Regions from separate parts of the Mus musculus genome. Here all the other regions are linked to region 4. The links are chromatin loops, found by intact Hi-C in ENCODE. Cell type or tissue: left cerebral cortex. All regions are shown on one strand.

What was found. Hi-C counts contacts between places; a loop is a spot of excess contacts. Peaks named below come from ENCODE experiments on the same cell type or tissue, not always from the same donor. Only the 100,000 strongest peaks of a DNase experiment are listed, where the experiment ranks them.
Region 1: it touches region 4 in a loop (4-fold over the local background); 8 of 42 quality-filtered maps call a loop at or near these places.
Region 2: a loop joins it to region 4, with 3 times the contacts of the local background. A loop is called at or near these places in 5 of 42 quality-filtered maps.
Region 3: a loop joins it to region 4, with 7 times the contacts of the local background. A loop is called at or near these places in 13 of 42 quality-filtered maps.
Region 5: it touches region 4 in a loop (5-fold over the local background); 2 of 42 quality-filtered maps call a loop at or near these places.
Region 6: a loop joins it to region 4, with 4 times the contacts of the local background. A loop is called at or near these places in 15 of 42 quality-filtered maps.

What each region holds. Positions count from the first base shown.
Region 1 is chr8:25,214,177-25,218,176 of GRCm38, reverse strand. It overlaps a transcript of Tacc1 not described here. Among named protein-coding and RNA genes, the nearest start is that of Tacc1, 15 kb to the right of the region's middle. In left cerebral cortex, CTCF peaks have their summits at 2,186 (motif pointing right) and 3,610 (motif pointing right); a DNase peak (open chromatin) is centred at 2,083.
Region 2 is chr8:25,133,830-25,137,829 of GRCm38, reverse strand. No RefSeq gene overlaps it. Among named protein-coding and RNA genes, the nearest start is that of Gm39143, 6.0 kb to the right of the region's middle. In left cerebral cortex, no CTCF peak of the experiment used is centred here; a DNase peak (open chromatin) is centred at 2,315; H3K27ac peaks cover 590 bases.
Region 3 is chr8:25,148,265-25,152,264 of GRCm38, reverse strand. No RefSeq gene overlaps it. Among named protein-coding and RNA genes, the nearest start is that of Mir8108, 9.0 kb to the left of the region's middle. In left cerebral cortex, CTCF peaks have their summits at 1,017 (motif pointing right) and 1,640 (motif pointing right); DNase peaks (open chromatin) are centred at 380, 1,013, 1,718 and 1,976.
Region 4 is chr8:24,821,628-24,825,627 of GRCm38, reverse strand. It overlaps Adam5 (a disintegrin and metallopeptidase domain 5), which reads left to right and starts at 1,259. Exons shown (of 21, transcript NM_007401.3): 1 at 1,259-1,688. The coding sequence starts at 1,634. In left cerebral cortex, a CTCF peak has its summit at 2,007 (motif pointing left); DNase peaks (open chromatin) are centred at 1,166, 1,659 and 1,809; H3K4me3 peaks cover 1,084 bases; H3K27ac peaks cover 524 bases.
Region 5 is chr8:25,016,040-25,020,039 of GRCm38, reverse strand. It overlaps Adam9 (a disintegrin and metallopeptidase domain 9 (meltrin gamma)), which reads left to right and starts at 3,118. Exons shown (of 22, transcript NM_001270996.1): 1 at 3,118-3,355. The coding sequence starts at 3,259. Tm2d2 (TM2 domain containing 2) reads right to left here and starts at 2,829. Exons shown (of 4, transcript NM_027194.3): 1 at 2,448-2,829; 2 at 1,887-1,974. The coding sequence starts at 2,671. In left cerebral cortex, a CTCF peak has its summit at 1,945; DNase peaks (open chromatin) are centred at 1,952, 2,913, 3,491 and 3,978; H3K4me3 peaks cover 2,586 bases; H3K27ac peaks cover 1,650 bases.
Region 6 is chr8:24,945,902-24,949,901 of GRCm38, reverse strand. Adam32 (a disintegrin and metallopeptidase domain 32) reads left to right here and starts at 1,098. Exons shown (of 22, transcript NM_153397.2): 1 at 1,098-1,182. The coding sequence starts at 1,107. Adam9 (a disintegrin and metallopeptidase domain 9 (meltrin gamma)) reads left to right here. Exons shown (of 22, transcript NM_001270996.1): 22 at 1-291. In left cerebral cortex, a CTCF peak has its summit at 1,561 (motif pointing right); DNase peaks (open chromatin) are centred at 964 and 1,546.

The DNA of each region.
Region 1 (4,000 bases), 390 kb before region 4:
ACCTTGTAGGTTAAGAGTTCTGTTTGGAGTTAAAATTAAGTTTCTGTTTGCCCTGTTGGTTTGACCAATTTGTACCAAATGTGCTTGATTGCGTGGGAGTGAGAAGTATGTGGGCAGGAAATACATCAGGATGTTTGCTGGTCCGTGATTGGACCTCATGGGAAATTAGGTGAATTGTGGGGTCTGCCTTTTTTTAAGCCCCTGAAAAATGTGACCTGTAGCCATTTTCTGTAAACCCAGGCAAGGACCTGGCCAGAGTCCATCCATCCACCTGGCCAGTATGTAATTAAAGCTTGCTTCGAAATCAGCTTTAAATTGTGGTAGTGGTCTCATTCTCAGCTGGTTAGATTAAGACTTTAAGGGAGCCGGGCAATAGTGGCACACGCTTTAATCCCAGCACTCGGGAGGCAGAGGCAGGCAGAATTCTGAGTTCGAGGTCAGCTTGGTCTACAGAGTGAGCTCCAGGACAGCCAGGGCTAAACAGAGAAACCCTGTCTTAGAGAGAGAGAGAGAGAGAGAGAGAGAGAGAGAGAGAGAGAAGACTTTAAGGGAGAAAGTTGGTTATTTGGCTTGTTGTTTCAGAAGCTGTGGTCCACGCCAGCCCCATCGTGGCACTGTGGCACCTGGCAGAATTCCTGATAGAGGTGGCCCATTCACCTCAGGGCAACTGGCAAGCAAAGAGAAGCAACAGAGGACCAAGGTCTTCCCACTGTCTCCTCCAAGGCATCCCCCTCCCCCCCCCCCCAATATCCTGATTTCTTTCTTTAAGACTTATCTCTTAAAGGTCCTGTCACCTCTTAGGAGTGCTGTCAGCTGGTGACCAAGCCTTTAATGCGTGGGCCTTTGATGAATATTGGTGCTTAGTTGGGCAGTGATGGTATCTTCTCCCCTTGACCGAATTAAGTGCTCCAGTCGTCCTGCTCCTGGGTATACCTTGGCTGTGCCTGGATGAGCACCGGGATTTCCCCTTTCCTGCTCAGCTTCTTGGGGCACATTGTTCTGTGTGGGAAATGCTGTTACATTAATGTATTTCACACAGGATAGCTTATAAATTACATCTCTATTTGTTTATAGAATTGGGATCTGTTTCAATCAGCAGAATATAGCATAGGCTGGCAGAATTCTGTCATTTGTAAAATTTAGAATAAAAGAATGAAGGCACACACACACACTATACATATATATATGTATATATAGTTATATATATATAGTTTTATATATTTATAGTTATAGTTATATAGTTATTGCCTTATTTAGGGTTTTACTGCTGTGATCAATCACCATGACCAAGGTAACTCTTCTAAGGGCAACATTTAATTGGGGCTGGCTTACAGGTTCAGAGGTTTAGTCTATTATTATCAAGGTGGGAACATGGCAGTGTCCAGGCAGGCATGGTGCAGGAGGAGCTGAGAGTTCTACATCTTCATCTGCAGGCTGCTAGCAGAATACTGACTTCTAGGCAGCTAGGATGAGGATCTTAAGCCCACACCCACAGTGACACACCTACTCCAACAAGGCCACACCTTCTAATAGTGCCACTCCCTGGGCAGAGCATATACAAACCATCACAGTTATTAAAACATACTTTTAAGTTCTATGGAGTGATGTGTACCTATAATCCCAGCACTCAGGAAAAGGTGACAGGAAGATGGTGAGTTTGAGGCTAGCCTGAGCTACATAGTCTCAAAAAAGAAAGGTCTGGAATATAGCTCAGGGTACTTGCCTAGTACGCACAGGTCCTGTGTTTGCTCTTCAGCACAGGGGGGAGGGGTGGCGGGGGGGGGGAGGGAGGGAGCAAGGAGGAGGGCGGTAACTTTTGGAACAAAGAACGTTGTATAGGAAAGAATCCTTGCTGGCTGGAGGTGGCTCAGGAGGCAGAGGCAGTTCCAGGCCAGCCTGGTCTACAGATGGAATTCCAGGACAGCCAGTACAACAGAGAGAAACCCTGAAGAAAAGGATTCTTTGCCTTGTAAAATGATTCAGCTTGCTTTTTTAGGATGAGGTAGATGGGGGTGGGGGTTGCTCTTCTGTTACATATGCTAAGCATCCTTTAAGGGGAGTGAGGGGTGGGGTGGAGAAAGTTCTGCCAGCATCCATTCACAGCTTCCTGATAGGTGTGACATTTAAAGATGAATTTATTTATTATGTGTATGGTGCTCTGTCTGCTTGTACACCTGCAGGCCACAAGAGGGCAGCAGCAGATCTCATTACAGAGAGCTGTAAGCCACCGTGAGGTTGCTGGGGAATTGAACTCAGGACCTCTGGAAGAGCGGTTGGTGCTCTTAACCACTGAACCATCTCTCCAGCGCCCAACAGATGTGACTCTTAGCTGTGCAAGCTTTCGTAACTCTCTGTATTTCTTGAATGTCTCTGGGTGAATTTGAGGCCACTGAGTGCAGTGATCTTTAACAAATGTTCCTTTCAGGTAAAAACCTGGGTGGCCCTGTGAGATCTGGGGTGCATGCTTAGTTTAGCAGTCAGGGATTATGTTCATAACCGGTTTGAGCTGCCTCAGCCCTTTCATAAACAACAGAAAACATCCTTCCCAGGGTGTAGTCCGAGGTCTAACAGACTGTGCTAACAGACTGAGGGTGGACCAACCCCACTTCTGGTTCAGAGAGCCATCTCTTTCCTGTGTGCTCACAAGGTGGAGTCTGGGAGGGCTTCAAGGTCTCTCTTAGAGGACACCCATCCCCTGCTGAGTTTCCTAAGTACTAAAATCTGCCTCCTGGGATACATGAATACGCAGCACATAGAATAGATTGCATTTGTTCAGAATCTAATTAAAAACAAGTATTATCTGGCTAGGGATGTACTTGGTGGCAGAGCGAGAGATACTCAGTTCAGTCTCTAGAACAAAACGCAAACACACCAACATTCCACTTGGTGGCTGTCTAGGCTGTGTTCAAAGGACATAAAAAATGTTCCTGATGTTATTAAACTATAAATGATGAGACACGTGAGGAGCCAGTAGGAATAAGGGAATTTGTGGCATTTCATAAGATAATACAGCAAAAAGTCAACTAGTGCCGGGCAGTGATGGCACACGCCTTTAATCCCGCACTTGGGAAGCAGAGGCAGGCGGATATCTGAGTTTGAGGTCAGCCTGGTCTACAGAGTGAGTTCCAGGACAACAGCCAGGGCTACACAGAGAAACCCTGTCTTGAAAAGCAAAGCAATGGGGACTAGAGAGGTGGCTCAGCAGTTAAGAGCACTGACTGCTCTTCCAGAGGTCCTGAGTTCAAATCCCAGCAACCACATGGTGGCTCACAACCATCCATCATGAGATCTGACTCCTTCTTCTGAAGTGTTTGAAGTCAGCTACAGTGTACTTACATATAATAAATAAATAAATAAATAAATAAATTTTTAAAGATTTGTTTATTTATTTTATGAGTATGAGTACACTGTAGCTGTTATGAGCCTTCATGTGGTTGTTGGGAATTGAATTTAGGACCTCTGCTCACTCCGGTCAACCTCTCTCACTCCAGTCGGTCCAGCTCACTCTGGTCAACTCCAGTCGCTCAGTCCCTGCTCACAGTGGCCCAAAGATTTATTTATTATTATACATAAGTACACTGTAGCTGTCTTCAGACACACCAGAAGAGGGCGTCAGATCTCATTACAGTTGGTTGTGAGCCACCATGTGGTTGCTGGGACCTTTTGAACTCAGGACCTTCCAAAGAGCAGTCGGTGAGTGCTCTTACCCACTGAGCCATCTCTCCAGCCCCTAAATAAATCTTAAAAAAGCAAAGCAAAGCAAAGCAAAACAAAACAAAACAAAACGACAGCAAAGAGAACTATTTTAAAAAATACTTTGCTCCTGTGGGTACCGTTCTCAGATCCCTATCAATCACTGTAATAGACATTACATCCCTTCATGTATGGGTAGCACGTGTCAGTGCTTTCTGAATCCAGATGAGGATCCCCAGGGACTGGACAACGTGAGCGGCCATGTGTGTGCTATTGAACCAAGGAGCTATGGGAGAGCAGCCAGCAC
Region 2 (4,000 bases), 310 kb before region 4:
GGTGGTAGGAGGGGAATTGATTTGACAGTCAGTGCCAGTTCTGACTTGCAGATAAAGGGAAGAACTGTGTGGAGCACTCAGAGGCCCTGGAGTGTTTGATTTGCAGCACCAAGATGGACAACAAGGATCTCACGCCGACGCACTGAGCCACAGGGCCAAGGCTATGGAACCAAGTTCTCCCCGGTCTTTGGAGCTACAGATTCCAAGCCTTCAAGAAAGAACAATCGAGCTGGGCACACACCTTTAATCCCAGCACTCGGAAGGCAGAGGCAGGCGGATTTCTGAGTTCGAGGCCAGCCTGGTCTACAAAGTGAGTTCCAGGACAGCCAGGGCTCACAGAGAAACCCTGTCTTGAAAAAAAAAAACAAAAACAAAAACAGAAAAGAAAAGAAAAGAAAAGAAAAGAAAAGAAAGAAAAGAAAAGGAAGAACTATTGAGCCAGGATGGAAGACCTCCCTTCCTCCATCTTAAAAGACTCAGGGTCCATGGCTATCTCCACTCAGATGTAATGTAAGGGCAGATCACGAGGGGCTGTAGCTATGGGAGTCTGGACTCCATATAATGTGGTGTTTTGTCCATATGAAATATCTTACTGTGATCTAAAAATCTAAACTCCATCAGCTAATCAAGCCACAGATGTTTGGTACAGTTTTGCTGTCAACGAAATGCCCTGTTCTGAAGACATTGTCTTTTTGTGTTGAGCTGGGTTATAATCAGAAATAAATGTATAGAGACATGAGCCTAATGACTCAGGCCTAGAATGCTGGCTACCAGGGGGGCTGAGGCAGGAGGATTGCAAGTTCAAGGCTAATGCAGATGTTGCAAAGGGCTGGAGTTTCAGCTCAGTGGTGGGCAGGACCTGCTTAGCTTGTGCCAAGGCCAAGCATTTGTGATTAGTTCCTTGCTGATAAAGCAGCAGGCAGCAGGCACCGTGGACTTGTTCCAAAGACTTCCATCATTGATATTGAAGGTTAGTATAGGCAGAGTCACAAATGAAGGTGAACTTAGACAATGAGAATGATTGCCAGGCAGTTACGTGAGGCCCCAGTCTGCAAGCATAACAGAATATCATTAACAGTGTCAGGGATTAGTTCTTGCCCATGAGATGGGTCTCAAGTTGGGCCAGTCATTGGTTGGCCATCCCTCAGTCTCGGCTCTGTCTTTGTCCCTGCAATTCTTATAGGCAGGACAAATTTGGCCTCGAAGGTTTTGAGGGTGGATTGGTGTCCTTATCCCTCCACTGGGAGTCCTGCCTGGCTACAGGAGGTGGCCACTTCAGGCTCCATATCCCCCAAGACTAGGAGGCTCAACTAGATTCACCCTCATAGGCTCACTGGAGCCTGCCACATCCCAGGTCCTAGAGAGTTCCTCCCCACCCCAGGAGCTAATTAAAACAGATGCGGAGACCCATAGCTAAACATTAGATGGAATTCAGGGAGTCTTGTGGAAGAGTTGGGGGAAGGATTGAGGGACCCAGAGGGGACAGGGACTCCATAAGAAGACCAACAGAGTCAACTAACCTGGACCCTTGGGGGCTCCCAGGGGTTGAACCACCAACCAAAGAGCATAATGGGCTGGACCTAGGCCCCCTGCACCTATGTAGCAAATGTGCAACTTGGTCTTCATGCAGGTCCTCCAATAACTGGAGCAGAGACTCTCCCTGACTCCATTGCCTGCCTGTGGATCCTGTTCTCCTAACTGAGCTGCCTTGTCTGGCTTCAGCAGGAGAGGATGCAGTCCCATCTGTGCCTGTGATGGAGATTAGTAATGACAGTGCCGACAGCCCAAGGACAGGCAGGTCTGTTCTGTGTGTCCCCTGACACTTGCACCATAAACATCGGCCCCCTTCTCCTTTGCAAGAACTGCCCCCACGTAGTGTAGGCTAAACATGCGAAACGAGCAAGGCATCTCTGTGCAGCAAAGTGTCCCAATCTCTGTGCCAGCTTGAAGGGAGTACCTATTAAGTGGAGGTCATGAGCACACGACTAAGCTGCTGTCCAGAACCAAAGGGCAGTGATGGAGGTCTGCCTGGTTGCAGCTTACCCTGGGCTTACACGATCGCTCGTCTTCCCAAGTAATTATTCCAGCCTCACTTCTAACCTCACCTTCCCCAGAAGACAGTCAAGTCTCTCCTGTCACCTACTGACACTGTAAATGCGAGATTCTTTCATGTGTTGGTTATTTTCCACGCTCAAGTGTGATTCACGGGTAGGAGGCCATCTGTCTCTGGTATGTCCCTAAGCCTTAGATGAGGGCATGAAGGGATAATAAGAGCCTGAAATAAGAGGCAGAGGTGGGAGGAGGGGAGGAGACTTGCAGCCGAGGGGATTGGTGTCGTGTGGTGCCTTGCAGGGTGTGGGTGGTGAGAGAGGAGGAGGGAAAGAGACATTTGGGTCTCTTGCTTGGGCAGCTGGCTGTGTCTGCACAGAATTGGGAATTCGAGAGAGCCGGGTTTATGGGGTCTAGCCAGGGATGTCAGTATCAGGTATGTTTTGTTTTGTTTTGTTTTGTTTTGTTTTGTTTTGTTTTTCTGAGACAGGGTTTCTCTGTGTAGCCCTGGCTGTCCTGGAACTCACTCTGTAGACCAGGCTGGCCTCGAACTCATTTGGGAACATCCCAAAGTAGGAGACATGAGACAGTATGCTGGAGCATTTCTATCAACTGGACAGAGCTAAAGTCATCTGAGCGGAGAGAACCTTCAGTAAGAAAATTCCTCCATGAGATTCGCCTGTTAAGACATTTTATAAATTAGTGATTGATAGGGGTAGGGGCCAGCTCATTGTGAGTGGAGCCATCCCTGGGCTGTGGTCCTGGGTTCTATAAGAAAGCAGGCTGAAAGCAGATGCCCTCCCACCTCCATGGCCTCTGCATCAGCTCCTGCCTCTGGATTCCTGCCCTGTTTGAGTTCCTGTCCTGACTTCTTTTAGTGACGAACTATGATATGGAAGTCAAATCAACCCCTTCCTCTCCAAGTTGCTTTTGGTTATGGTGTTTCATCACAGCAATAGAAACCCTAAGAAAGCCGGGCGTGGTGGCACACGCCTTTAATCCCAGCACTTGGGAGGCAGAGGCAGGCGGATTTCTGAGTTCGAGGCCAGCCTTGTCTACAGAGTGAGTTCCAGGACAGCCAGGACTATACAGAGAAACCATGTCTCAAAAAACAAAACAAAACAAACAAACAAACAAAACCCTAAGAAGCTGATACCAGCATAGTGGGGTATTGCTGTGAGAGACCTAGTCATGTTTGGGGAGGATTGTGGAAGGACCTTGGAACTTTGGGCTAGAAAAGCCACTGAGAGAGAATTCAAAGCTTGGTGAGCTATTCTGTGGGAGCTGGGAAGAAAAGAATGTGGAAAGCCCTGCAGACAATGGAGGCCTGGGTTGTGAGTTCCAGAGGGAAGTTTGAGAGTCACTTAAAGACTTATAGGGTATGTTTGGTATTTTGAGTTGAGAATCTGTGGTTTTGGTTAACTGAGGCTGAAGAATCAGCTGTGGGTAACAAGAGACTAGAATCACAGAAGTAAATAAAACCCTTGCTTTACTGGGATAGTTGATGCCTGTCAGCCGGAGCTAAGAAATTAGCAATGATTGAGAAGAATCCACCATCACTGAGGTGAAATCTGGGAAGTGTTTCCTCAGGGTCAGCACGCAGAAGCTGTGTTCCAGAGGCAACCAAAGTTGTACCTTTGTGCTGGAAGCTGAACTTTATAGCATAAGAGTCTCCCAGGTGTATGGGTTTTGAAGGCATGAAGGGGTCATGGAGGGCAGCTGATGCTTGACATTGTGTGGCAGGGTTGCAATCCATGAAGAAAGACCAAGAGAGGCTATTGGTGGAAGTATAGCCCAGGTGCACGAGTCCCCAGCATTTTGGAGATTCATGTATCATAGGCTGACCGCCCAGAAGAGCAGCAGGGGTGGAATGGAGCCTGCCAGAGTTTAGATGACAAGCTGTGTGTGCTGCAGAGGGCGGAGCTGGAGAAGTGACCCAAGGTCCTTGGAG
Region 3 (4,000 bases), 330 kb before region 4:
GGAACAAGCAGTATGATAAACACAAGTAGTCAAGGAACAAGCAAGGCAGTAAACAGAGGCCCCTGATCTCTACCGTGATGACTGTTTCTAAGGGCTTCTCAGGATGACTAAGAGAGCTGAGCCTACTTCTCTGTCCTAGCCCAAAGTCAGACTCTTGCCTGAAGCCTACTTCCCTGCTCTAGCCTAAAATTAGATTCTCACCTCAGCTTACTTCCTTGTCATGGCCTAATGTCAGATTCCTGCCTGAATCCCATTTCCTTCTCCTTGGCGGATATCAGATTCCTGTCCAGCGGCCCCAAAAGCTCTCCACACATACCCGAGTGAAGAGGAAACTAGGGTTATATTCTCCTGAGTTCTCTCTCCAGAAGCCAGTGTCATTCCAACCAAGTCTACCAACATTCCTATGGCTCCAGCAGATGCTGACCGTCTCCCTGAGAGACGCCTAACAGAGTATAACAAGTTACACTTCCCACATCTCAGCAGCACGGAGAGGTCTTAAGACAGCAATACATCACACATCCTCAGCTGAAAGACTTTGTGTAGAGTTAGGCGTTTTTGTTCTACACGTCAGAAATGGCAGGAAGTCAGTTCTTGTAGGTACAATTAGCATAGACAGAGGTAATAATATTTTGCTAAAGAATTAATATCCAAAAAAAAAAGAATTAATATCCAGACAACCCCCCCCCCACTGTGATAGCTGATACAGAGCACGCCTTCTATTTTGTTGAAGGGCCTTTCCATTTGTCTTGCATGACCAATTTTGAATTCCCCCAGAAACTGAATTTTTATTTTAATTTTTTAAAAAAAAATTTATTTGGTTTTTCAAGACAGGGTTTCTCTGGTTAACAGTCCTGTCTATTCCACAACTTGCTCTGTAGGCCAGGCTGGCCTTGAATTCAAAAGACCCACCAGCCCCTGCCACCTGAGTGCTTGGATTGAAGGTGTGTGCCACCATGCCCAGCCAATTTTCAACCAGATAACTGTTTCCCATGTGGCATCAGTTTCGGTGCAGACATGCACAATGACCACTAGAGGGCTTCACTCCCAAAGGCTTCCTACTGTTTTTCAAACTGCAGCTCAAAACTGTTTATGGAGGCTATGAATGAAAAGCTAACAGGGGCTGCAGTGAGTATTTGGTGTGCAAGCAAATCTGGAGGGTATGTGCTGTCCACAGCTTGTATCAGTCACACGTGGATTTGTGTATTGCTGCAGTTGAGGTTTTTTTTTTAATTGTGTGCTTCTGTGTATGTGTGCTCTCGTGCCTGTGTGTGTGTGTGTGTGTGTGTGTGTGTATTATATGAATGCCTGGTGCCCATGGAGGGCAGAAGCGGACATTGGATCCTCTGGAACTGAAGTTATTGATGGTTGTGAGTCACCATGTGGAACCCAGGATCCAAGCAGGTCCTTTGCAAGAGCAGCAAGTGCTTTTAACCACTCTGCCAACTCTCCAAGTTCAAGATTGTCGTCTTTAATTCCATGAGGAAGGGAGGCCTAGGAAGTTTGAAATCATCCTTAGAACTTTAAAGGCCCACAAAAGAGAAAACAAAACAAAACAAACAAAACAAAACAAAACAAAAAAATCTTTCCTCCCTTACACCAGCATAAACCAAGCTCTTCCCCTCCCGTGGCAGCAGAGGGCAGCCCGCTTAGGCTCAGAGCCCTGTTTCTGGTTAGGGCCATAGCTAAAAGGAACCTGCCTTGTGGCTGAAGGAATCCACATGCTGGGCTGAGGTGTAGCTGGGAATAGCGTGACTTGCAAGGGTAAGGCCTGGGTTCCATGCACAGCGCTGCAAAGTTAAAAATGAGACATTTCTTGGAACCAACAATTCGCTTGGATTCCAGGTTCTCAAAACAACTTTCTCTGCACAGTTCAAATTCTAAGTATCTCTATAAGCGGTAAGCCATCTTTTATCTAGTCTTCACTTGATCTGAGTCATTTTCTCTACCCATCAATGCCACTCTCCTCAGGCATATGTTAGTTAAGTGACTAAATGACAGAGTCATGTGTTAGCCTGATAAATATAGAATGGGAGAAAATTGAAAGTTGAGTCCTGGCAGGGAAGCAAGCCCAGGACAGCAGGCTCATAAGTGGGTAGAAAAATAGAGATTGGTAAGAAAATTAGGCAGTTGGAATATTTGTTAAAATAGCCACTAACTTCTCTGAACACCTTAACCGTGGGACTATTTTATACTTAGAGAAAAGCTGTTGAGGTCCTCCAGGCATCTGATCAGTCCTGGCTTCCAGCCCTTCCTGCCCCGGGCTGGTTGGGGTCCAGCAGCCTTGTCTCCATGCTTGGCCTCCAGGACCAGCAGCCCTGGAGGTGCCATCTTTCCCTCTTTGCTCTCCTTTTCTATCTTTCCCCTTCCTGTAGTTGCCCCTCAACTCCTCCCTTCTTTTCTCTCTCCTCCTTCTATCCTCTCCCGCTTCTTGCTTTTCTCCTTCTTTTTTTCTTTTTGCCACAGGAGGGATAGAGCTCTGCCCCTCTCTCTCTCTCTCTCTCTCTCTCTCTCTCTCTCTCTCTCTCTCTCTCCCACTCCTAAACCCCTGCCCCTTTTCTCAGACAATTTTCCAGGTCATGCTACAGAGTTTATAGTAGACTGTGTTTTCATAACCCTAAGTTGCAAATACTATTTTTTTTAAATCTCCATATGAAAAGTGTGACTAGCCCATGCCATGACAAGATCCCCAATAGAAACAACTTTAAAAGGATGGGCAAGATGGGTCCATGAGTGAAGGCACCGCCCACCAAGACCGAGGACCTGAGTTTGGTCCACAGGGTGGAGAGAGAACCAACTCCCACCAATTGTCTTCTGACTTCAGTTAAAATAGGAATAGAAGGGTTTGTTTTGATGTGGTGTTAGTGGATTCATTCTGAGAGAAGCAGGGCATGGTGGAGCCGCTTGGCTCTCACCTTGGCGCACCCAGAAGTCGGGGGTGTGTCTATAGACTGCCACTCTCCTTACTCTTGTTCCTTTCTGCCTTCCCAGACCACTAGATTGTACCGCCCATACTCACAGTGAGTGGGAAGTGTGTTTCACCAGTGTCCTAGGCGATACTGAATTTCCACAAGTTGACAGTGGCGGTTTCACTATCGCAAACATCAACCTGTGACAAAGCAGAACTCTGTGAACCGCCTGCTACCCAGGTCTCACTTCTGGAAGATTCTGAAAACTGCACTGAAGCAGAAGTTAATATTTTATTATTTTTTAGAGCGTCTGATGGGAACTGTGGGGAGGGGGGACACTGTAGTGATCAGAACTCAGTCACTAGTATCACACAGCTAGGCTGAGGAAGCTCTATTGTAGCTTGCTTTCCGTTTGTAAAACAGATGTTAAAGTAAAAATTTTCAAATATGGGGGCTGGAGAGATGGCTCAGCAGTTAAGAGCACTGACTGCTCTTCCAAAGGCCCTGAGTTCAATTCTCACCAACCACATGGTGGCTCACAGCCATCTGTAGTGGGATCCAATGCCCTCTTCTGATGTGTCTGAAGATAGCGACAGTATGCTCCTATGCATAAAATAAATAAATCTTTTTTTAAATGTCAAATATGGGTCTTTTACAGGCTAAGGTATATTGTATTTCAGAGTCACACTAGAATAGTTTCAGTGGTTGACAATGAAAGAGAGTTGACATATCTGTATTCATTGGACTTCAAAATCGGTCACGTGGGGTTGGGGTGGGGTGTGGCTCAGCCGTTGAGTCTGGCCTAGTGTCTGAGAGAATGTGAGCACTTGTTGACAACCTGGGGCTAAGGTCTTCAAGACCATGGAATGCACAAAGTCCATTCCGACCTCCTCTTTTCTTCTTAAAACTCAAGAGATGAAGATCATGGAAAAGAACTTCGTTCTCTACTGGGAAGAGACAAGATGTCTACGCAAAGTCACTCACCTCCCTAAACTGACCTGTATCAGCTAAGTTCCTGTTCCCCATCTTACTATTTTTTTTCTATCCCATGTGGCTTATGACTTCATGTCTAAAAGTGTCTCCTCTCCACTGGT
Region 4 (4,000 bases):
CAGGTTGAGCTGCTAAGTGCAAAAGACAATAGAGGAGAAAGGAACTTCAAGCTCGTGAAAGGGCTACAGGGTAACACATAGAGTAAGTTCTACTCCACCCTCCTCCCTACTTCAGATTGCATGAGCGTCCGCTACGTTCATGAGATAAATATTAGTGCCCAGACTGCACAACTCATGGAAAGACTGAGACCATTGAGCCATACTCTTAAAGGAGATGATGAAACTCTAACACTGCCCTGCCTTTCCCTCTGCTTCCTGCTCCCACTAACTTTCTACCATGGTGGCCCAAAACAACACTGCAAGCCTCCATAGGAGAGAATCTCCAAAACGAGAGAGAGAGAGAGAGAGAGAGAGAGAGAGAGAGAGAGAGAGAGAGAGACCAGAGAGAGAGAGAGACCAGAGAGAGAGAAACCAGAGAGAGAGAAACCAGAGAGAGAGAAACCAGAGAGAGAGAAACCAGAGAGAGAGAAACCAGGGAGAGAAACCAGAGAGAGAGAAACCAGAGAGAGAGAAACCAGAGAGAGAGAAACCAGAGAGAGAAACCAGAGAGAGAAACCAGAGAGAGAGAGAGAGAGAGAGAGAGAGAGAGAGAGAGAGAGAGAGAGAGAGACAGAGAGAGACAGAGACCTTTTCTCTTTTTAAGTTGATTGTTAGGGTGTTTCTTCCACTATCAGAACCCTGGCCAGTCCACTTTCAATATCCTAATCAATATATTCAAAATACTGTAGCGATAATTTCCAATTAAAGTGTATGTTTTCCATTCTGGAACTCTTACTGCCATTTCTTTCTCCTTTGAACCTCTATGGAACTTAAGTTCTGTCTTGAGTTCTCTATTTTCTGCTCTACTACACCTTTAATGGGCCACCAAAAAATAATAAAGCCTTAAATCAGAAAGAGATTTTTGAAAATATTCTTAATGTTATTTATCTTTCCTTTTGCCTCCTTTTCTCAGTTAAGTTTCTTGCCTCACCCTCTCATAGCAACTATGTCCCACCATCCCGCTCTCTGGGGCTCCTCCCCTCCTCTCTCCATGGCTGTTTTCCGTTTTCCTGGCTCTTGTAATTACTTCAGCTTATATATCCACACCTTTAAAAGACCAATACAAGGAGAAACGCAGGGCTGCAGAATTAGAGGGTGACAATATGATCTCGCAGAAAATGTTTTGAAAGTCTGTGCTTGACCAACGAGTGTTTTAGGGGGTGTCGTGTATGCAGCTATGAAAAACGATCAGCCATGTTAGCAACATTTTATTGTTCTCAATTCTGGGGACAGTACGCCGAAGTATCCTGGAAGATGCGTGGCTGCCGTCAGTAACCTGAATATTTTCGGATATCTTTTCCTCAGTGATGTGTAAATTTTTTTTAAAAGACATGATAAATGATACAAAGAAAATCCTTACCAGCTCTTCCTAGCCTGAAGAGTAAACCTGCAGGCATCCACCTTCCTTTTTACAGTTAGCAGGATGGTTGGTACCTGAATCTATGCATCTATCTCGTTCTCCAGCCCTTTCTGCTCTGGTTTCCCTAGCGACAACCCTGCAGGTTCAGGGCCCAGAGCTTCCGTTACTGGACACAACGCCCGCCCCGCCCAGCCTGTTGCTCCGCAGCAAAGCTCCAAGACCACCAAGGGAGCCATGTTCCTCCTTCTTTTGCTCTTTTTGCATCTTAAAGGGCTGCAGGCAGGCCAGAGTGAGTACAGAGATCAAAGCTGCTACAGGCTTCTAGCTTCTGGCTTTTGAGGGGCAGAGGCGAAGTCTGCAGCCCCCTGCTCACTGAATTAGCTTTGCTTTCCTTTTGCTCCCTTTTGGCTGCAAAGCATTCCCGGAGTGGGAATGCTTTCTTATCTGTAACTTAGATAACAACGAATGGTATCCGGGCTCCCAATTCTGTTACCATGTATGTAAATGGTAGTCTTGACTCAATTCATCACTACAAAGAAACTGACTTTTTTGTTTGTTTTGGTTTTTGTTTTTTTGTTTTGCTTTGTTTTCCGTTTAAATTCCTGGCTTGGCAACTGCTGCCCTCTAGAGTCTTTCTCGACTAATTTCTTTTAAAATTTTTAATTATTATTTTTTTTCATATTCTTTCCCCTCCCTCAGATCCTCAATACCGCCCTACCCACTCAACTTCTTCTTTTTTTAAATTGAAGTCTTGCTCTTGTTTGCATTGCTTATAATTTCACATATTGTAGAACTACAGAAAAATGACTTTAAAAACAGTGAATAAATACTATTCTTTTTTTTAATTAGATATTTTCTTCATTTACATTTTAAATGCTATCTCAAAGGTCCCCCAGACTCTCCCCCCTACCCCACTCCCCTACCCACCCACTCTCACTTCTTGGCCCTGTCGTTCCCCCATATTGAGGCTTATAAAGCTTGCAAGATCAAGGGGAATCTCTTCCCAATGATGGCTGACTAGGCCATCTTTTGATACATATGCAGCTAGAGGGGTACTGGTTAGTTCATATTGTTGTTCCACCTATAGGGTTCCAGACCACTTTAGCTCCTTGGGTACTTTCTCTAGCTCCTCCATTAGGGGCCCTGTGTTTCATCCAATAGCTGACTGTGAGCATCCACTTCTGTGTTTGCCAGGCCCTGGCATAGCCTCACAAGAGACAGCTATATCAGGGTCCTTTCAGCAAAACCTTGCTGGTGTATGCAATGGTGTCAGCATTTAGAGGCTGATTATGGGATGGATCCCCGGGTATGGAAGTCTCTAGATGGTCCATCCTTTCATCTCAGCTCCAAACTTTGTCTTTGTCCATGGGTGATTTGTTCCCAATTCTAAGAAGGGGCAAAGTGTCCACACTTTGGTCTTCATTCTTCTTGAATTTCATGTGTTTTGCAAATTGTATCTTGTATCTTGGGTATTCTAAGTTTCTGGGCTAATATCCACTTATCAGTGAGTACATATCATGTGAATTCTTTTGTGATTGGGTTACCTCACTCAGGATGATGCCCTCCAGGTCCATCCATTTGCCTAGGAATTTCATAAATTCATTCTTTTTAATAGCTGAGTAGTACTCCATCGTGTAAATGTACCGCATTTTCTGTACCCATTCCTCTGTTGAGGGGTATCTGGGTTCTTTCCAGCTTCTAGCTATTATAAATAAGCTGCTTCCATTTTGTGGAATAGTTTGTGAAGAACTAGAATTAGATTTTCTTTGAAGGTCTGATAGAACTCTGCACTAAACCCATGTGGTCTGGGCTTGTTTTGGTTGGGAGACTATTAATGATTGCTTCTGTTTCTTTAGGGGATATAGGACTGTTTAGATCATTAACCTGATCTTGATTTAACTTTGGTACCTGGTATCTGTCTAGAAATTTGTCCATTTCATCCAGGTTCTCCAGTTTTGTTGAGTATAACTTTTTGTAAAAGGATCTGATTGTGTTTTGGATTTCTTCAGGATCTGTTGTTATGTCTCCCTTTTCATTTCTGATTTTGTTAATTAGGATGCTGTCCCTGTGCCCTCTAGTGAGTGTGGCTAAGGGTTTATCTATCTTGTTGATTTTCTCAAAGAACCAGCTCCTCTATTGGTTGATTCTTTGAATAGTTCTTCTTGTTTCCACTTGGTTGAATTGCCCCTGAGTTTGATTATTTCCTACCATCTACTCCTCTTGGGTGAATTTGCTTCCTTTTGTTCTAGAGCATTTAGGTGTGTTGTCAAGCTGCTAGTGTGTGCTCTCTCTAGTTTCTTTTTGGAGGTACTCAGAGCTATGAGTTTTCTTCTTAGAAATGCTTTCATTGTGTCCCATAAGTTTGGGTATGTTGTGGCTTCATTTTCATTAAACTCTAAAAAGTCTTTAATTTCTTTCTTTATTCCTTCCTTGACCAAGGTATCATTGAGTAGAGTGTTGTTTAGTTTCCACGTGAATGTTGGCTTTCTATTATTTATTTTGTTATTGAAGATCAGCCTTAGTCCATGGTGATCTGATAGGATGCATGGGACAATTTCAATATTTTTGTATCTGTTGAGGCTTGTTTTGTGACCAATTATA
Region 5 (4,000 bases), 190 kb before region 4:
GTTTGCGTAGTCTACCCCAGTATAAGGTTAGCTCCAGTAAAAATGTTTAGAATCAGAGTTCTACCCTTTACTTAATTCATTTCCAACAGAGAAAGCAGAGCCACTCAGTCTCCCTCGTACCTTATCATTGCTTTCCCACTGTTTCCCTTGTCTCAGCAGCGTGAGACTGGAGAACAGGAGTGTTCATTTCTCACAGCCTCTGAGTGTTACCAGTCCTTGAGGACCCTGGCTGAGGCAGAGTTTGAATCTTGTGTCGATACATTCAGCTTTTAATTAAAATAGTCACAACTAAGTTACCGTTATGGAATGCCAGTCAGACTTTTACCAATTACCTAGAGGGCAAAATTTCAGTGTATTTAAAATATCTCTTTACTTTAAGAGCTGTCCTCTTGGTTGTGGTGTTACAAAGCCTATTCGTTTGTGTCTGAGGTGGCAAAAATGTTTTCTCACAACTCAACCCTGCATTATAATATAGTGTCGAGTCTACAGTGCTAAGGTGGTAACATAAATTCCTTAAGTATGAGCTGGGCCCAGTGATGCAGACCTGTATCTTAGTGCTAGGCACAGTGATGCAGACCTGTATCTTAGTGCTAGGCACAGTGATACAGACCTGTATCTTAGTGCTAGGCACAGTGATGCAGACCTGTATCTTAGTGCTAGGCACAGTGATGCAGACCTGTATCTTAGTGCTAGGCACAGTGATGCAGACCTGTATCTTAGTGCTAGGCACAGTGATGCAGACCTGTATCTTAGTGCTAGGCACAGTGATGCAGACCTGTATCTTAGTGCTAGGCACAGTGATGCAGACCTGTATCTTAGCGCTAGGCACAGTGATGCAGACCTGTATCTTAGCGCTAGGCACAGTGATGCAGACCTGTATCTTAGCGCTAGGCACAGTGATGCAGACCTGTATCTTAGTGCTAGGCACAGTGATGCAGACCTGTATCTTAGTGCTAGGCACAGTGATGCAGACCTGTATCTTAGTGCTAGGCACAGTGATGCAGACCTGTATCTTAGTGCTAGGCCCAGTGATGCAGACCTGTATCTTAGTGCTAGGCACAGTGATGCAGACCTGTATCTTAGTGCTAGGCACAGTGATGCAGACCTGTATCTTAGTGCTAGGCACAGTGATGCAGACCTGTATCTTAGTGCTAGGCACAGTGATGCAGACCTGTATCTTAGCGCTAGAAGGCTCAAGCAAGAGGAACCTGGTTTTAAGGCTAGCTTGGGCTGTAGTGAGACCTTTTCACAGACAGACAGACAAACAACCAACCTACCAGCACAACAAAACTCAAACCAAACCAAACCAAACCAAACCAAACCAAACTTCATTGGGTTTTGAGAGACCAAGTTAGATGCACTCACTTTAAGGCTATACTACTGGCTTCTCTGGAATGTTTTATCCTCAAATAAAATCATAACTGACAGACTCTAGCTACTTCCAACGGATATGGTGCAGGCCGGCTGTCACCTGCATGAGGAACTTGCTCCAAGTGCGTGTGTAACCAAGAAAGGCCAGTTCAGCACCAGCTTTACAAAGTGCATGGCTTTGCTGTTGTTGCTGCTGCTCTGTTAAGAAAAGCCTTGCTTTGAAAGTACAGTCGATGTCTTGGCTTTAATTTGTTAGTTTCAACAGTCAAAGGAAGCAATACAGGTTGGTCTTTGCACTTGGGTGGCTTGGGCACAGGCATGGTTGGTTCCTGAGGAAAGCAAATGTGCTCTTCAGCCGTTAAAACCTTTGTCATGTTTCCAGCGACAGTTATACGGATGAAGTTGTAAAAAAAAAAAAAAAAAATCAAGTCTGTCTGTATGCCCTTCTGTAATTCTTTAACAGCACCCGGCCATGCTTCCCACGAAGGTGCCTGTACAAAGAACAAAATCCTCACCTTGAGACAACCATAACCAAGCTCCTGGGAGGCAGTTGCATTTCCAACGTGATCCACTGGGGCATCACAGTCTACGAACTCGTCGGGTCTGCAAATCAGTAAGATTTTTCATCAGTGCCTTTTGCCGATTGCTTCTGTGTCCGCACGCAATGCTATTTTCGTTCCTCTTTTAATATCTGTTCCTCCTTCTGTACTGGGAACTGGATACGCTAGAGGTGCTATCTACCTTTGAGCTACATTTCCAGCCCTTGAATTTTCTTTCTTTCTTTTTTTTTTAAATTTGAGACAAGTTACCCAGGCTGGCTGGTTGGCCTTGAACTCATCCTGTAACCAAGGCAGCAGAAAGGGTGCAGGAAGTGGAAGGGTTCTGTAGCCTACATTACTCCTTCCCAGTATCTACCACTAACACACAGTTTAATTGCTTTCTGTGGCAGGGCAATTGAGAGGCACCAGTCCCGGAATCACCTCCCCGAGGTGGAAGCAGCCTTCCGCTCCCACAACCAACAGCTATCCCTGGCCCGATCCCCCTCTAGGTCCGCCCGCCACGTCCCGGCAGCTTACAGGTAAGAGCAAAGGATGACTGGCGAGTTGGGGTCGCTGTATTCCCAGCTTGAGGCCGCGGGACCCTCGAGGTGAGCGGCGCCCGAGGGTGTGAGATCCAGTTCGGCCGTAGCATTAAACGAGTGGCTCCGAGAAACACAGTGCAGCAGCAGCAGGTTCCCCAATAGCAGGGCCGCCTGGCCGCACAGCAATAGGTAACTCACAGGGCAGCCGCCCAGCACCATCTTCCCGGGGGCCGGTCCTAGAGACCTGGCCTAAAAACAAAGCCAGGCCGCCACGGCCCACCGGAGCCCGGCGCTGTCAGGCCTCTCTCTACGTCGGGTACGCAACCCTCCGTTCCACAGCCAACCCGTGCGCAGCTCGACGCTCCGCCTGCCACTACGGCCAATCAGAAACGGCCAGGGGAAAGGTGTGGCCTGGCTTCGCTCCGCCCTCCAGTAGACCCTTCACTGCTGCACGGAGCGGAGGGAGGGTGGAGCTTCCCTTAGCCCCGCCCTCCAGCCCCTCCTACCTTCTCTAGTCTCCGCTGAGCGGGCGGAGGGGCGGAACAGCCGGGCGCGAACTGGAGCGGCGGCGGCGGCGGCCGCCGGTGGGTTGGCCAGACTGTATTTTCCCTACGTCAGCCTCTGGCCGCGGGATCGGGAAAGGGGCGGGGTTTTTGGGGGGGGGGGGGTTGCTGCGTCAGTGCCGCGCGCGTGCTCGCCGAGGGCGAGCGCCCCGCCAGCCCGGGGGCCCCCGCGGGGTTGCAAGGATGACCGAAGGGGCGGAGGCGGCGGCCGCGCGTTGAGCGGAACCTGCCGAAGCCCTCGCTATGGGGCCGCGCGCGCTCTCGCCCCTTGCCTCTCTGCGACTAAGGTGGCTGCTGGCGTGTGGCTTGCTGGGCCCAGTCCTCGAGGCCGGGCGACCAGGTGGGTGCCGGACGGGAACCGTGCTGTGGGGAGTGAGTGCTGGGTGGTGAGGGCTGCGAGGCGGACCCTGGGCTCCGGCTCCCCTGTCAGCGCTGACCCGGAGCCCGGTGGCCGGCGGCCGGCTGCACTGTGGCGGTGCGCTCGCTACTCCCGGGCTGCAGCGAGTGCTTTGCGGGTGGAGTGGCTGTCACCAGCTCTGGGCTGGGAGATGGAACTTTTGCTTCAGTCTATCAGGATTTGGGGTTTGACGTTCGCCGTCTTGGACGACTCAGCAGTAGGTCCACAGGGATCCCGATGGAGAAGAGGGCGGGTTTTCCTTGGGCCGTTTTTTTTTTTTTTTTTTTTTTTTTTTTTGTTAGTAAGGATACTTAAAATAATAAAATCAACGAAACGCTACGTTTCTAGAGCCTGTAGTTCAATCTATCTAAATCTGGACAAAGAATCTCTGCTCTGTTTAACCCAGGGGATTATCGGAAAGAATTAAATTACTGTTCGCCAGCACATCTGAATTGTGAAACTTCCCGTAAATATGTAAGATATTTATATTGTGGATGATGAAACTGAATGGGAACACACTAGGTTCTTTTTTTCCTGGAAATAAGTTATTTATTTCATCCTTTGTATTAAATTAGTGTTTGCATGGCT
Region 6 (4,000 bases), 120 kb before region 4:
TAAACATTAGGCTGGAGAAAGGAAGGAAGCAGTGGTTTCCTTAGATAACTACAGAATTATACTGGTCTCTGGGATTACTCTCTCAGCTGTATTAAAATGAATTTGTACTTTGAAAGGAATGATATTGACACTAAAATTTTAAACATTTAAATTTTTTCATAATCTTTCATAAAGAAGTTTAATAATAGGTATATTAACTGAATTTCATTAGTTTTTTAAAATAATATTGTTTGTGTATATATACATATTAAAATAAAAACATTTACAACAAATAAAATACTTGAAATTCTTGTTTTGTCGTCCTCTTTATAAATACATAACTATTTGGGTTCTTCTTAATTTCAGTGTTAGGGCTTTTGGCAAATGTGACTGCACTTAAGGAAAACACATTAAAAGATAGACTGTTCATTTTTTTTTTTTTTTCAGGATACTCAAGTACTTTAGCAGTTGGGTGTGTACTAACACTGGTGAACCAGCCCTAGTGAGAAATATGGCGGTGTTGAAGGCCACAAGCCCTCAGAAATACTAAGGAGAAAGTAGTTTACTGACAGGACTCTTGACTTAAGAAGCATGTGACTAGGGCGCTGCCATTCCAGCTAGGACAAAGGCTAAAATGTAGGTTCTTATGTCAAGGATCTGCCATTGCTGTATAAATTAACCATTCTGGTAAGCTCCTAAAAAAGGAAGGTATATGAATTTTAACTGAAGTGCCACGGAGAACCAGGTTGGAAGGAAGCCTGGCGGTCCATGGGAGCAGTGTGCCTGTGGAAATGTAGACCCCAAGGAAGAAAATCAGTTTAGGCTTTCTTGAAAAATTTGTCCACGCATCTTAAAATGCAGTCGTAGTTTAGCCTTAGAAAGAGTATAAACGTATGTGTGTACTTTTTTGACCTGAGCGCCCTCGCAGCCTCTCCAGTACTGCGCATGCGGGTTTCATTGCGAAGCAGCCTGGCTCTGTTAGAGCTGGGGTAGGTGGTGGAGGGGGAGGATGGAGGCGGGGTAGGGGGTTAGGGCGCTCCAAGGACGTGGCCCACGGTGGCCCCTGGCACGTGCCCCACAGCCCCGCGCAACGGCTTTACAACTGTCTAGGTACTCCAGGAGACGCCATGCTGGGCGCCATGCTGCACACACTGCTGCTGCTGCTGCTGGCCGAGCTGGGGGCCTTGCTGGCATCAGGACCCGGTGAGCGCTCCGCAAGGCGGGTTCTCTGAGATTGGGGGCACTTTTCTTGTAGGTCTGTCGTGCACATCATAAAGCTCAAAAAATGGACCCCAAAAGAACACTTCCCAACAGCTTCTGGAAACCACTTAAACTAAAAAAACAAATACCCAGTTTCCACAAGATAACTTTACTAACACGATGTACATGCAATAATAGTTCTTCTAGAAATAGGAAAGAAAAGACATTAAGCCACAAACCCCCAGGCTCAGAGAAAATGCAGCGGTGCGTGGAAGCTGGGAAGGGGCAGAATCTTGCTTAAGTTTTGGAATCAAGTAGGGCTCGGCTACTTGACAGGCAATGATCAAGCTGTTGTGAGTCCAACTGTCCAGCAGGTGCCAGTCCAACGCTTGCCTCTAGCTCTGAGGTCTGCTAATTTGTTGAAGCTGTGGAATGCATCTTTTGAAAGGTGAAGAAGGCATGGTTGGGGCTCTGAGTGTTCTCTTCCTGGTTTATTAGAAGTAAAGAATAAAGAATGTATAGCAACATCTAAAATATCAGCCTCATATCCTTTAGGTGTTAACACGCTTCAAAACTAAGAACCGTTCTTGGGGGGGGGGGGGGAGTAGAAAGTTGGCGTCGCTTTGCATTTTGTGGATCTCCTGAACCTGTGCTTCAATAAAGGACAACTAGGTTGTGTAGCTACTGCTTCCAGTCTTGTGCTGCAGGCTTGAGTAGAAGTGCAAGAAGGAGAACTTTAGAAGCCTTTTCAAGTAGTTGTGAGCTCTCTGCTTACTACACTCACACTGGACAAACGGAAAAAGAATAGTTGCAACGTAGAATTCAAAAACATACCAGCGCCGAAACACACCAGCGCCGGGCGTGGTGGCGCACGACTTTAATCCCAGCACTCGGGAGGCAGAGGCAGGTGGACTTCTGAGTTCCAGGTCTGCCTGGTCTACAAAGTGAGTTCCAGGACAGCCAGGGCTATACAGAGAAACCCTGACTCGAAAAACAAAACAAAACAACAACAAACAAAACAAAACAAAAACACACCAGCAAGCTTTACTATTCTTTATTTTTAATTAAAATATATCACTAATTCTTTTCCATTTCCTCCCTCTAATCTGTCCACCCCAACTCCCTTGCCTTTTTATTTAATATATACTAAATCTCTCTCTCGATATCTATATCTATATCTACATAGATATAGATATGTATATACCAGCAAACTTCATGAAATTCAATTGGATATAAATATTGAATTTTGATTATTTTATGTATGCATATTTTAATATTTTAATCTATTATCTTTAATTTTTAAAACTGTGGGAAATACAAAAAATTGCCAACAGCTTTTAAAAGATTTTTTTAAAAATTTAAACTTTATTTTCCGTATATGGGTATTTTGCCTGCCTACAAGTCTGTGTACCACTTGTGGGCCTGGTGTGCTTAGAGGTCAAAAGAGGGTGAATCAGAGAAGGTTCTCTAGAACTGGGGTCACAGGCAGTAGTGAGCCACCCTGTGGATACTGGGAATTGAACCCTGGTCCTCTGGAAGAACAAACAGCCAATGCTCTTAACCTCTAAGCCATTTCTCCAGTTCCTCAAACTTTTTTTTTTTTTTTGAAAGAAAAATCATCAGAGTTCACATTTCAAGGTAGTTTCAGATTCATAGCAAAACTGAGCAGTAACCAGTGTTTGTATATAGCGCCTGCTCTCTATCCTCCCATGAGGGTCAACAGCTGATGTTGCAGAGATGCATCCGTTCCAGGGATAGACCCGATTGCACTTGGGTTCCGTATGTTCTGTGTTCTGCCCAGAGATGCCCATCCCTTCAGTACCATGCAGAGTAGTCTCACTGACCCGAGAATCCTCCGTGCTCCCTCACTCACCCCACCATCCCTAAATGACTACCATTTGTGGTCTGCTTTCTCCAGTTGTATAATTGGGATCATGCACCACACGGCCTTTTTAATAGTGGTGAAGACAGCCACCATCCACATGCTTGCTCAGGTTGTGTGTGAACACAGTTTCCATGACTTCAATGGCTACCTGGTGTCACTACGATGATAAGAGGACACAGCGATGCCTCATTGTTTTAATTTACAATCTCCTAACGGCACAAGCTGTTGAGATCTGGACATTTGGCTCTGAGCCTAGCCTTTGACATTCATCCATCTCTTCAGCTCTGTGTGGAAATCTTTTCATAGGCTTACTTTCTCTTTAGTTTCTTTTTTCAAGTTATTCCTCAATTTTAAAATTTGTATTGTGTGCCACTATTTAAAAAAAAACTTTGTATGTTTTAGGTAATCACCTTTTATCAAGTGTGCTTTATTTTTAACCTTTTTATATGGGTGTATATGTATGGTGTGTGTGTGTGTATGTATGTGTCTAGTGTATGCATGTATGTGTAGTATATGTGTGCATGTTTGTATATTGTGTATGTGTGCATGTGTGTGTAGTGTGCATTTGTGTATAGTGTGTGTATAGTATGTGTATTATATGTATGTGTATATGTGTGTATAGTCTGTATATGTATGCAGTGTGTGTATGTGTGCATGTGTGTGTAGTGTGTGCATGTGCGTGTAGTGTGTGCATGATCAAAGGACAGAAACCTCAGATGTCAGTTCTTTCCTTCCATTTTATTTAAAGATGTTCCCTGTTTTTTACTCTTCATAAGCCAGGCTAGCTGGCTCTGGGACCTCTGGAGATCGTCTCCAAATCTGGTCTATGAAGGATCACTGGAATTGCAGGTGTGTCTTCCCATACCCATCTTTAGTTGGCTTCTGGAGATTAGAACTCAGGTCCTTATTCTTGTGCAATGGATGATGGGTGTTTTC